Regions from separate parts of the Homo sapiens genome. Here region 1 is linked to region 2. A link is a loop called in an ENCODE intact Hi-C map of the cell type or tissue named here. Cell type or tissue: PC-9. All regions are shown on one strand. Links, peaks and the distances in the headings refer to the core of each region. The heading gives the core; the rest is flanking DNA. Region 1 overlaps LINC02456 (long intergenic non-protein coding RNA 2456). Region 2 overlaps LINC02456 (long intergenic non-protein coding RNA 2456).

Region 1 (5,363 bases), core at 364-5,363, 61 kb after region 2:
TTTACTCACTCACTCATTCACTCACTCACTCATTCATTTGACAAAATTGTATTAGGAATCAATCATGTGCTGTACTCTGACAACATCATGAGGAACAAAAGAAACAAGGTTCTTGCCTCATTAGGGGGAAAAGAGGAAATAATAGGCTTTCTTCTCAATCTTCTCCCCTAACCTTGCTACTACGGAGAATACTTTTAGTGGGACCACAGCAGAGAGTTAACAGACACACCTTTAGAGTTTTCCTGGGAGAGGGTCTTCAGGTGCCCTTGCATGCCCTCTCCAGACTACTACATATTCTCATCTCTAAGCAGAAAGAGACAGATGAGGGAGAAGAGGTACTGAGCCAGTGAGGTGGGGAGTGTGGAAAAGGCCTCACAGTAGAGTCACTGGGTCCCAATCCTAGCACTCAATGGGTGGCTTTGGATGAGTTATTTAACACCTCCATGGCCCAATTTTTATCTATTATATGGACATAAGTCATGGCTAAGATTCAGCAGTACTGGTTGGTGAAACATTGAAATACTTCTGTCCCAGCTGGTAAAAGTTACTGCCACTCAAGTATCTCCTATTCCTGCTACTCTGGGCACTCATGCCCTACCCTGTCCTGGGAACTTTCCACAGTCCAGCAAATAAGAAGTAATGCCCGTCACAGTGGGTGAATCCACTCTGCTTCAGTAAAACTTCTGTAGTTTCTGGGTGGCTGATGACCGTGTCGAATGTGTTGTTAAATATTTTGACTATCACTTGTCTATACAACTTTTTTGAGGATCTCATTACAATCTCAATAAGCAAATGTCTTTTTGTGTGCTCAATACAGTCTTGTTTCCTCCTCCAGGCAAAAATGGACTGTTTGGTGTTGGAGGCTGAGCAGAGGTGGGCAAAAAGGAACAGAAGGAGAGTAACTGGTGAAGAAGGAGCAAAGAGTGAGGCACAGTAAGTTGGTCGTGGCGAGGGGGCGGGGGGCGGGGGTGGGGGGTGCGGGCAGATTCTCTCTGGACCTGGGATGCGCTTAGCAAGTCCCTTCTTGGAGTCCAGAGAGAAAGTAAGAGCTCAGGGCATGTCAAAGGGCTTGCAGTTCTTTGAATGGAACACAAAGTGTTATTGTTACATAGTAACAGCTCTTGCTCACATCGACAATTTATTCCATTCTAATTCTAATCTCTTCTTCACAGGGGAGACAAAAGTCTGCACATTTCTCCCTTGCACAGCCCTGCAACTTGCTACTGGGAGAATGGTTTCCTTGTTTCCCTGAGACTCACATTTGCACTTTCTTGGCAAACCTGCTGAGAGGTATCAGAGTCACTGGACACACCCCAGAACATTGATATGTTTGGAATTTAATCAGAAGCCCCACAAAAATGGGACTATTTACCTTACTCCTGGAAACACCCATTTGAAAAATATTTAAAAGCTATCAAAATACAAATTATTAGGACTCTGCCCTTCACAACGAGCTTTTTAGGATTTATGTATTTTGATATGTGCCTCATTCTTCCCAAGAAACGAGGTCAGGCATTTCCCTGATTCTGACATTTTAGTGCAGTGACTAGTAAAAAGATGGATAGGGTCCAACCCTGTTTTTCCATACTTCTTTACCTTGTTCTTTGGTGTCTGTTTTCTTGCAGGAGGGGCCTGGAAAAGCCTCTCCCAGCAATCTCAGGTGGCATGGTCTTACTGCCTGGAATTGCCAACCTTGGAGTTCCAACTCTGCATCTTTGAAGTCTGGCTGGGAGTAGTCACCAATCTGAAAGTCAAGGCCCACAGGATCCTGAGAGTCCAGGAGTCCAGAAAGAGACAGACAGGCAGATAGATAGAGAGAGAGAGAGAGAGAGAGAGAGAGAGAGAGAGAGAGAGAGAGAGACAGACAGGCAGACACACACACACACACACACACACACACACACACACACACACACACACACACAGAATCAACTATGCTGCTGCTTACCAGCCTTTTACTTCCTTACTTGTTACTCTTATTGTGTCCTCTGACACCAGCCTAGGGGTTGTTTTAAAGCTTCTCCATGATTCTCAAATCTTCAGACTCACCCTCCCCACCTAGTTCTCTAAAATGCCACCAGCTCCCCCTCTGCATTGGAAACATCCATCTTCCCTGCTCACTATTCCCCTCCGTCTCAAAATGTTCCTTTGTTCTTCACTCACTTCCTTTCCTTTGGCATCTGGGGAAGGTTTGTTCTCCTTTTCAAATTGAAGGCCCTGACCTGGGCTCATGATCAAATATCACTCAGTGATCTCCTCTTGAGTAATTTCAGTCTCACCCTTTCTGTAAGAAGGACCCTCAGTCTTTCCCACACAATGCCCTCTCAATGTGCACCCTACCTTTCTTTTCCTTCCTTTTAGAATTGTTAAATTAGCAGCCTGCACTGACTAGCTCCTCTTTCTCACCTCATCTCTTTCCAATCTGCAGATTGCAATTCTGATTGGGATCTTACTTCTGGTCAAATTGCAATATTGAAACATAATTGGTGGTGTAATGATTTTACCATTGATGACTCTCAAACCATCCAAGTCAGTTTTTTCTTTCTTTCTCAGTCTTATTCTCACCCTTCCCTCACTACAGGGCATAGGACACTGCTGACATCCCCTTGCTTCTTGAAATGAATGCTTTCTGCTACACTACAGTAGTAGTTCTCTTTCAACCAGGGATAGTTTTTCTCAAGTTTCCTAAATGATGCCTCCTTGGCATTCCTGAGATTCTTCTCCTCTCCTCCCTTTTTTGCCTTTACTCCACTCTCCCCTCCCCTTGTCTCATGCACTGCCATGGTTTTGGTGACTACCCCTTACCTCTACAGAAATGACTCCCAAATCCTTGCCTCCAGAGGTCTCTTGCCTCCTGGATCATAGTCCCTCAATTCTACCTGCTGGATTTTTCCTTTGGTATACTGCTGGCATCTTAACCCAGAGTGTTCAATACCCAAATCATTCCCCTCTTCTTGAAACAGACTCAGCCTTTTCAGCCTCTTTACTTTTGTAAATGGTATAAACGTTACCTGAGTCAGGCAAACTAAAAATATTTGCTTCTGCATTGCATCACTCTATTTATTTAACTCACTTTTTCTGTTTGGTTGTTTTCTGCACTGGCTCTTGGCTCTACTCCCTGCTTTCCACTGCAGTTGCTCTCACCTGAATGCATAGTTTATCTTTCTGCTTGGATGCTTGCACTAGCCTGTTTGGTGACTGTTTCCTTGATTTTGTTTTCTCCTTTTCCAATTATCTAACACACTCAGACAAACTGATCTTCTTTGAAAAATTTTTTCTGAGACAGAGTCTCGCTCTGTCACCCAGGCTGGAGTGCAGTGGCGCAATCTTGGCTCACTGCAACTTCTGCCAGGTTCAAGCAATTCTCCTGCCTCAGCCTCCCAATTAGCTGGGATTACAGGCACCCGCCACCATGCCCGGCTAATTTTTTATATTTTTAGTAAAGATGGGGCTTCATTATGTTGGCCAGGCTGGTCTCGAACTCCTGACCTCAAATGATCCACCCACTTCAGCAAATTGATCTTCTTAAAGCCTGATGAGTCTTTGCTGGTCTCACCTCTCTGCTAAATTAAGCTAACCTTTAAAATGGCATTTAAGGTCTTAAAGATCTTTCAAGGCTCAATTCTCAGGACTTCCCTAAAATTAATCTATTTTCTAATCAAATGTGATGGCTCAAAATTTCCCAGTAATTTCCAATTTCTGCCCCTTTGTTTATATTCTTTCCTTTACCTAGCTCCCCCAAGAGCACTTTTGCTCAAATGCAGTGGAATCAATTCCTTCTCTGAAACCCTATAAAACTTAGTTTGTGCCTGCTTTTTTACCCTGATCATTGTCTGCTTAATATTGCATATTTTGGTAGCCTAATTATCCTACTTCTATCTCTTCCAGTTTATAAAATATTTGAAGGGAAAGAGTGTACTGTAGGCTTTCTTAGAATCTTGCATGGCATCCGAGGCAGTATCTTTTGCATTGTAGGCTCCAATATATATTTGTTGAATGCTAAATAAACTAATCATATTTTTAGAAACTTTATATTCAGTTTCTTGTTTTGGAAAATATTTAAATTTTTAATTTTATTTATTTTTTATTTTAATTAATGACTGGAAAATACTAGTAACTATTCACCTCACATAAACATTCTCAAAACAAACTCATTTCTCCCAAAGATGACTACATTCATCAACATTTAGAGATAATTCTTCAGAAGCAAGATGGTGGACTGGAGGGCTCCACTAATTGTCCCTCCAACAAGGACACCAATTTAAGAACTATCTATACACACACAAAAGCACCTTCATAAGCTCCAATAATCATGTGAGCACTCACAGTACCTGGTTTTAACTTTGTATCACTGAAAGAGGCACAGAAGAGGCAGGAGAAACAGTCCTGAATCACCAATGCCACCCCTCCTTAAACCACTTGCAGTGGTGGCATGGTGTGAAGCATTTCTATGCTCTGGGGAAAGGAAGAGTGGAGTAATTATGAGACATTGACTCAGTGCTGCCTTGTTCAAGTAGAAGGTAAAAAACAGGCCAAACTCACATGACACCCAGCCATGGAGGGGGCATTTAAACCAGCCCAAGACTGAGAGTAATTGCCAATCCCAGCATGGGAACATAAGTTCCCATAAGCCTTGCCACTGTGGGCTAAAGTGCTCTGGGGCCTCAAATAAATTTCAAAGGCAGCCTGGGCCACAAGAACTGCAACTGCTAGGTGAGTCCTAATGCTGAAATGGGCCCAGAGCCAGCGCGCTGTGGGGGGAATTAGACCTACTGAGACATCAGTTGGGGTGGTTAAGGAAGTGCTGGCATCACTCCTCCCCTAACCACAGGCTTCACAGATCGCAGCTCCAAAAGAGACCCCTTCATTCTGCTTGAGGAGAGAACAGGGAAGAGTGAGGAGGACTTTGTCTTACATCTTGGATACCAGCTCAACCACAGCAGGATAGGGAACCCATTAGAGGTGTGAGGCCCTAGCTCATGGATGACATTTCTAGACACACCATGGGCTAAAAGGGAACCTGTTGCCCTGAAAAGAAGAACCCAGTCCTGGCAGTCCTGCTAACTTGAAAAGCCATTGGACCTTAAATAACCAGCATCCATAACCGGGTAAACAATCCAAAACACTGTGGGCCTTGGTGATACGCTGAGACTTGCTGGCTTCAGGTGAGACTCAGCACATTCTCAGCTGTGGTGGCTGTGGGGCAAGGATCTTTCTGCTTGAGAAAAGTGGAGAGAAATGTACAGGTGACTTTGTCTTGCACCTTAGGTACCAGCTCTGGCCACAGTGGGGTGGAGCACCAAGTGGGCTTTTGGGGTCCCCAATCCCAGCATTTGGCTCTTGGATGGTATTTCTGAACCTGC
Region 2 (5,379 bases), core at 261-5,260:
TCTCAAGCTTTTTAACAAACGTTCACTCCTGCTCTAAAACTTACCTTGGTCTCTCCCTCTGCATTTCACTCCTCTATTAAATTCTTTCTTCTGAGGAGGCAAAGATCAAGTTGCTGCAGACCCATATAGATTCACTGCTGCTAACAAAATCACAGGCAACTAACTGATTTGGCCTTTGGGGCACAGCTTGTTAGTTCCTATTCTAGAGAGTGAGGGTGTCCTCCTCCTATTCAAGGCCAATCCTTTCACTCTATCCCATGATCCTACTTCCTGCTCCTTTGAGGCCTCACTCATTCTATGTATATCTTTTCTTTCCTTTCCTTTTTCTTCCTGTCTTCCTTACTACAGTCTTCTCAGAGTATAAACATGTTCAAACCTATCTCATTATAAATTAAAGCTTTCTTGGCCCTTGTGATATATAATTTTATGTACCAACTTGGCTGGGCTATGATGCCCAATTGTTTGGTAAAAACACTAGCCTAAATGTTGCTGTGAAGATATTTTTCAGATGGCATCAACATTTAAATCAGTAGACTTTAAGTAAAAGATATTACCCTCCATAAGATGAGTGGGCATCATTTAATTAGTTGAAGGTCTTAAAAGCAAAGACACACTTTGTGAAAAACAATGAATTCTCCTCAAGTGTGCAACATAGAAACCTTGCCTGTGCTTCCATTTTGCTGCTCTGTGGGATTCTGACTGAAGACTGAAACATCAACTCTTACCTGAATTTTCAGCCTCCTGGCCTCCTCTATACATTTTGTACTTGTCAGCCCTCATAATCACATGAGACAATGAAATCAGTATTTCTCCCCAGTACCCCATGTAGATAGATAGATAGAGATAGAGATACATAGATATATGTAAATTCTATTATTCTATTTCTCTGTAGAACCCTGACTAAAACAGCAGCATATTATTCTTTTAGCTACTTCTTACCCTCTGTCTCCCCTTTTCATCTAAATTTGGAAGAACAATGTTGAGAACCAGGACTTGCATTTGGAGACCTGCTGGCTAAGTCTAGCCTCAGATTTACTGTTTGATCAGCACAGTGTTTTGGATCAGATTAGTTAAAAAACAAGATTGGAATTGAATGACATCACTTAGAAATTGGAAGATTTTATTTAAGAATCCAGATTTCTACTTTTCTTAGAATTGTGATATTCAGGCTGGGTCCATATTCTTAAGTAGAGCTGATTAGCTGTTGTTGATCAGCAACTGTCCTCTTTAAGTTAGATAAATGCTCTCCACTCTGCCACAGTTCCCGCCACTTCCTATTATCACCATCATGATTCATTCTTATGCTTGACCTTTGGCTTTCTCAACAGTTGGCTTCCAAGATGCACTTTATCATGGTCTTTACTATGGCCAACTAGCCTGAGTTAAGCTGGCTTCTGTCTAGCTCTCCTACCCTATCTCCTGACACCCTTCTCTTTGCTAACAGTTTCCAGCCATACTGACTTCTTTATTAGGAATATATAGATGCTCATTCCTGCTTCAGAGTCTTCACATTTACTATTTTCTCTTGGCCTATAATATGCTTTCCCAAAGTATTCACATGGCTGACTTCTTATTAAGGAATTCATTGAAATGTCATCTCCTCAGAGAAATCTTTCCTTACTCCCCCTCATTCACTTGGAATTTGCTCTTTGCTTCATTTCCCTCTTATTTTCTTCATTTTTAAAGAATTCTGAAACTACAGTTTTTCTTACTTTTTCTGTCTCCTCTCACATCACTACTGAAAACTCAAGTGCCTATTATAGTACCTGGACCATGTAGGCCTGGACACATATTATTTATTGAAGTTAATTTATCCATTTACCCCACCTATCTGGCCCCTGTATTTGAATATCTGACCCCTAGTCTTTACTCACTGCCACTACCTCCTCACCTCCCATGTGTTCCTTAACTCACCTCACTTTTGTTTCTAGCCCCACAATTTGAGCTCTTGCTAAGGTCATCCATAACCTCCAACTTGCCGCATCTCTCAGTCTTTTTTTTAAATTTGGACTTTTTGGTGCAACTTGACCCTCTCTTGGTTTGTTTTACTTCCTTTTCCTCCTTTTTGTGGTTTTCCTCATATTCTATTCTCCGTGTACCACTCTTGCTACTCTGCACATTCTCACTGAATAATCTTGTCTAATTCTTGTAGTTTCAATATGCAAAAATGCAATATCTCTGCTTGAGTGTCCTGCAATCACCTCAACCTAGACTGAATTCATTACCTGTCTTAAATTGGTTTTCCTGGATAACAGACACTTAAAAGAAGATATGCATGCTGGGAGTTTTTTGCGAAGTGCTATTAGCAGCAGAACTCATGAGAGGGAGTGAAGGAAGCAGGATAGGGCAGGAGAATTTGATGTCATGAAGATCTCACGTTGGAGATCAAATACTCTTTATGCTTCCTGATAGTGCTGGCTAAGGCTCTGTGGGCAGGAAAGGTAAACCCATCACTGGAATATGTGTCCATTCTAGTGAAAATGAATTGTTTTCCTAATTAGCATGAAAAGAGTTCAATTCAGTTGACTTGCCACCAAGTGACTGGTTATGATCCTTATGGGATTGTTTCATATTGGGTTTTCAGTGTTGCGTCTCTGTTGTTGGAAGAGGGGATATTTGGCAATGATGGTAGCTAGAGTAGCGAAAAGAATGAGGACCCATCCTGTTAGCCCATGCATAGCTTCTATACTCCCCACCATGGCTACTCTATTCAAATGCCTATTGTGCCATCACCAGATTAACAAATCACTGATGTCAACTGGCTGAATTATTCTGTGTACTTGATTATTTATGATTCTTCCATTTTAGACACTCATTTGTGGGCCTTAATACATCATTATTCACACTTTGTGCTCACTCTCATAGACCAATCCATATACCTTTTCTCCAGATCCTCTTGCTTATGATATTCCAGATTTTCTTCCAGGCCTTGAGCCAATCAACTGAGCCATTCACCACTGCCTGTGAATCCATAAGTAATCTTTTCTGAAGCCACCTCTCTTTCCACATCAAGCGGATAATCTTAAGCTTAAGCTCTACTCATTGGGGGGATTTTTTTTTTCTCACCACCATCTTTTAGAGATACCTCTGAGTAGAGCTACATTGCAGCAGCAATCATTTTTGGCTTGTACCTATAGACTGAGTTAACCCATCTGTGCTCCTAGTTTGGCATTTTTCTTCCTCCATTACTTGGTCAAAAGGAGCTCTCATGAAGGCGTAGGTGTGAGTTGAAGGAAAGACACCAGGGCAGTTGCTGATGGCCATTCCTACAGACAGTCTTTGTTATTAGCCATCAGCAGTCACACGCCCAGCAACTAGGGAAATAAGAGTCTAAATCTTGGGCAGTGAGTCATAGCATTCCTTATACCATCATCCCACTGAATCTGCTTCTCCTGCATTGCATTTCTTTTGATAGCACCACCACCCATTATTCAATGAGGTTGTAAGTGTGTAAATTATTCCTGACTCCTTCTTCTTCATAACCTTTACTTCCTCACCCTAGATGACTAGTTATTGATTGCTACATGTCTAAACATTTCTAGACTCTGTCCCCTGCTCCTCATCTCTGGTTTAAGCAGTGGAAATAGGAATGACCAAATCTAAATTTCAGAAAAATCACTTCAGTCTCAGCATGGAAAATGGATTGATGGAGGCAGGACTGGCAATAGGAAAAATTTAGGAGGTTAATACAAAGAGATTTATAGTAGAAACTTGAAGTTTGTTTTAGATTGGAATGTAGAGAAGTGGCTAAATTCTAGAAATATTAATAAGGCAGACCTGACAACTTGGGAATGAATGGCAGAGAAATGCAGAATGACTTCTAGGTATTAACCTAAACAAGATGGAGAAGAAAAATAACATTTATTGAATCCTATGCTCTGTGCTAATTATTTATATCTGTGATCATGTGGAGCCCAGAAGGCCTCTATTTTCTCTTTTACTTATATTAGGACTTAACTGATTTGCCCTTTTCTATAATTTAAATGTATCTCCCAAAAAGCGTGTGTTGGAAACTTAATTCTCAATGCAAGAGTATTGGAAGGTAGAGCCCAATGAGGATGATTAGGCCATGAGGGTGGAATTAATGGATTAATGTCATGATTGCAGAAGTGAGTTTGTTATAAAAGGGGAAATTCGGCCCCTTTTTACTTTCTCTCTTTCTCCTTCCATTTCTCCCTCCCTCCCTCCCCCCTTACTTTTTGAGACCTTTGCCATGGGATGACTTGGAAAGAAGGCCCTCACCAGATGCTGACCTCTCGATCTTGGACTTCCCATTCTCCAGAACTGAACAATAAATTTCTTTTCATTATTTGTTACCCAGTCTCACATATTCTGTTATAGCCACACCAAACAAACAAAGACAGCCTCGTATCTCTACATCTAGTTGTCTTTATCTGGGAAAAAAATAAGTCCAACTTAGCTGTGAAGAAGTTATCAATCTGCTGGGTGCGGTGGCTCATGCCTGTAACCCCAGCACTTTGGGAGGCTGAGGTGGGTGAATCACCTGAGGTCAGGAGTTCAAGACCAGCCTGACCAACATAGTAAAACCCTATCTCTACTAAAAATACAAAAATTAGCCAGGCGTGGCGGAACGCACCTGTAATCCCAGCTACTCAGAAGACTGAGGCAGGAGAATCGCTTGAACCCAGGAGGTGGAGGTTGTAGTGAGCCGAGATCGTGGCCACTGCACTCCAGCCTGGGCATCAGAGCAAGACTCCATCTAAATAAATAAATAAATAAATAAGATGTTATTAATCTTATAGATAGCATTTTGTAGTCATAACAGATTTTGACTTTTATCATTTATCTCTGTATCTGTAGAGTCTAATGAGTACCTGGCACACAGTAGGCATGCAACAATTATTTGCTGAATTGAATTAAACCTTTTTGAATTAAATAAGTTTTAAATTAAACTATCAAATAACTATTTGCTAACTGAAACCATGGGCCTCCATAACCCACACATAGGCTCTTAGGAAGTAGAGTGGGGCAAAGTGGCCAAGGTAGCATTTGGTTCATAGCCATCTCCACCTCCCACCATGTTTTCTGGGTTGGAATAAACTATTAAAGTCTAAGATGAAATCTTAATAATGGCAAGACTATCACTCGGATTGCATGGAAATCAGCCTGGATAATTCATCTATGTGGAGGACATGGTCAGGACAGGCAAAGAGAAACAGGATTCAGTTCCAACATTTCCTAGTAATCTTCCTTAACAGCAATGCTTTATAGAGCCATGAAATGTTAGAACTGGAAAAGACCTCAGAGACCATAAAATCCAACCTCTTCCTTTTACAAATGAGGACAGTGAGGCCTGGTAGAGCTAAGAAAAGTTACCCAATGTTTCACAGTTAATCAGTGAAAGAGTGGGACCCAGAA

The links. A loop is a pair of places that touch in the nucleus more often than their neighbours do. Peaks named below come from ENCODE experiments on the same cell type or tissue, not always from the same donor. Only the 100,000 strongest peaks of a DNase experiment are listed, where the experiment ranks them.
Region 1: it touches region 2 in a loop (3-fold over the local background); 1 of 110 quality-filtered maps calls a loop at or near these places.

What each region holds. Positions count from the first base shown.
Region 1 is chr12:102,689,271-102,694,633 of GRCh38, forward strand. It overlaps LINC02456 (long intergenic non-protein coding RNA 2456), which reads left to right. Exons shown (of 13, transcript XR_007063427.1): 12 at 836-933. Among named protein-coding and RNA genes, the nearest start is that of LINC00485, 130 kb to the right of the region's middle. In PC-9, for the core only: no CTCF peak of the experiment used is centred there; DNase peaks (open chromatin) are centred at 1,271 and 3,101; H3K27ac peaks cover 1,595 bases.
Region 2 is chr12:102,628,146-102,633,524 of GRCh38, forward strand. All of the region lies in intron 11 of LINC02456 (long intergenic non-protein coding RNA 2456), which reads left to right. Among named protein-coding and RNA genes, the nearest start is that of IGF1, 150 kb to the left of the region's middle. In PC-9, for the core only: no CTCF peak of the experiment used is centred there; a DNase peak (open chromatin) is centred at 3,346.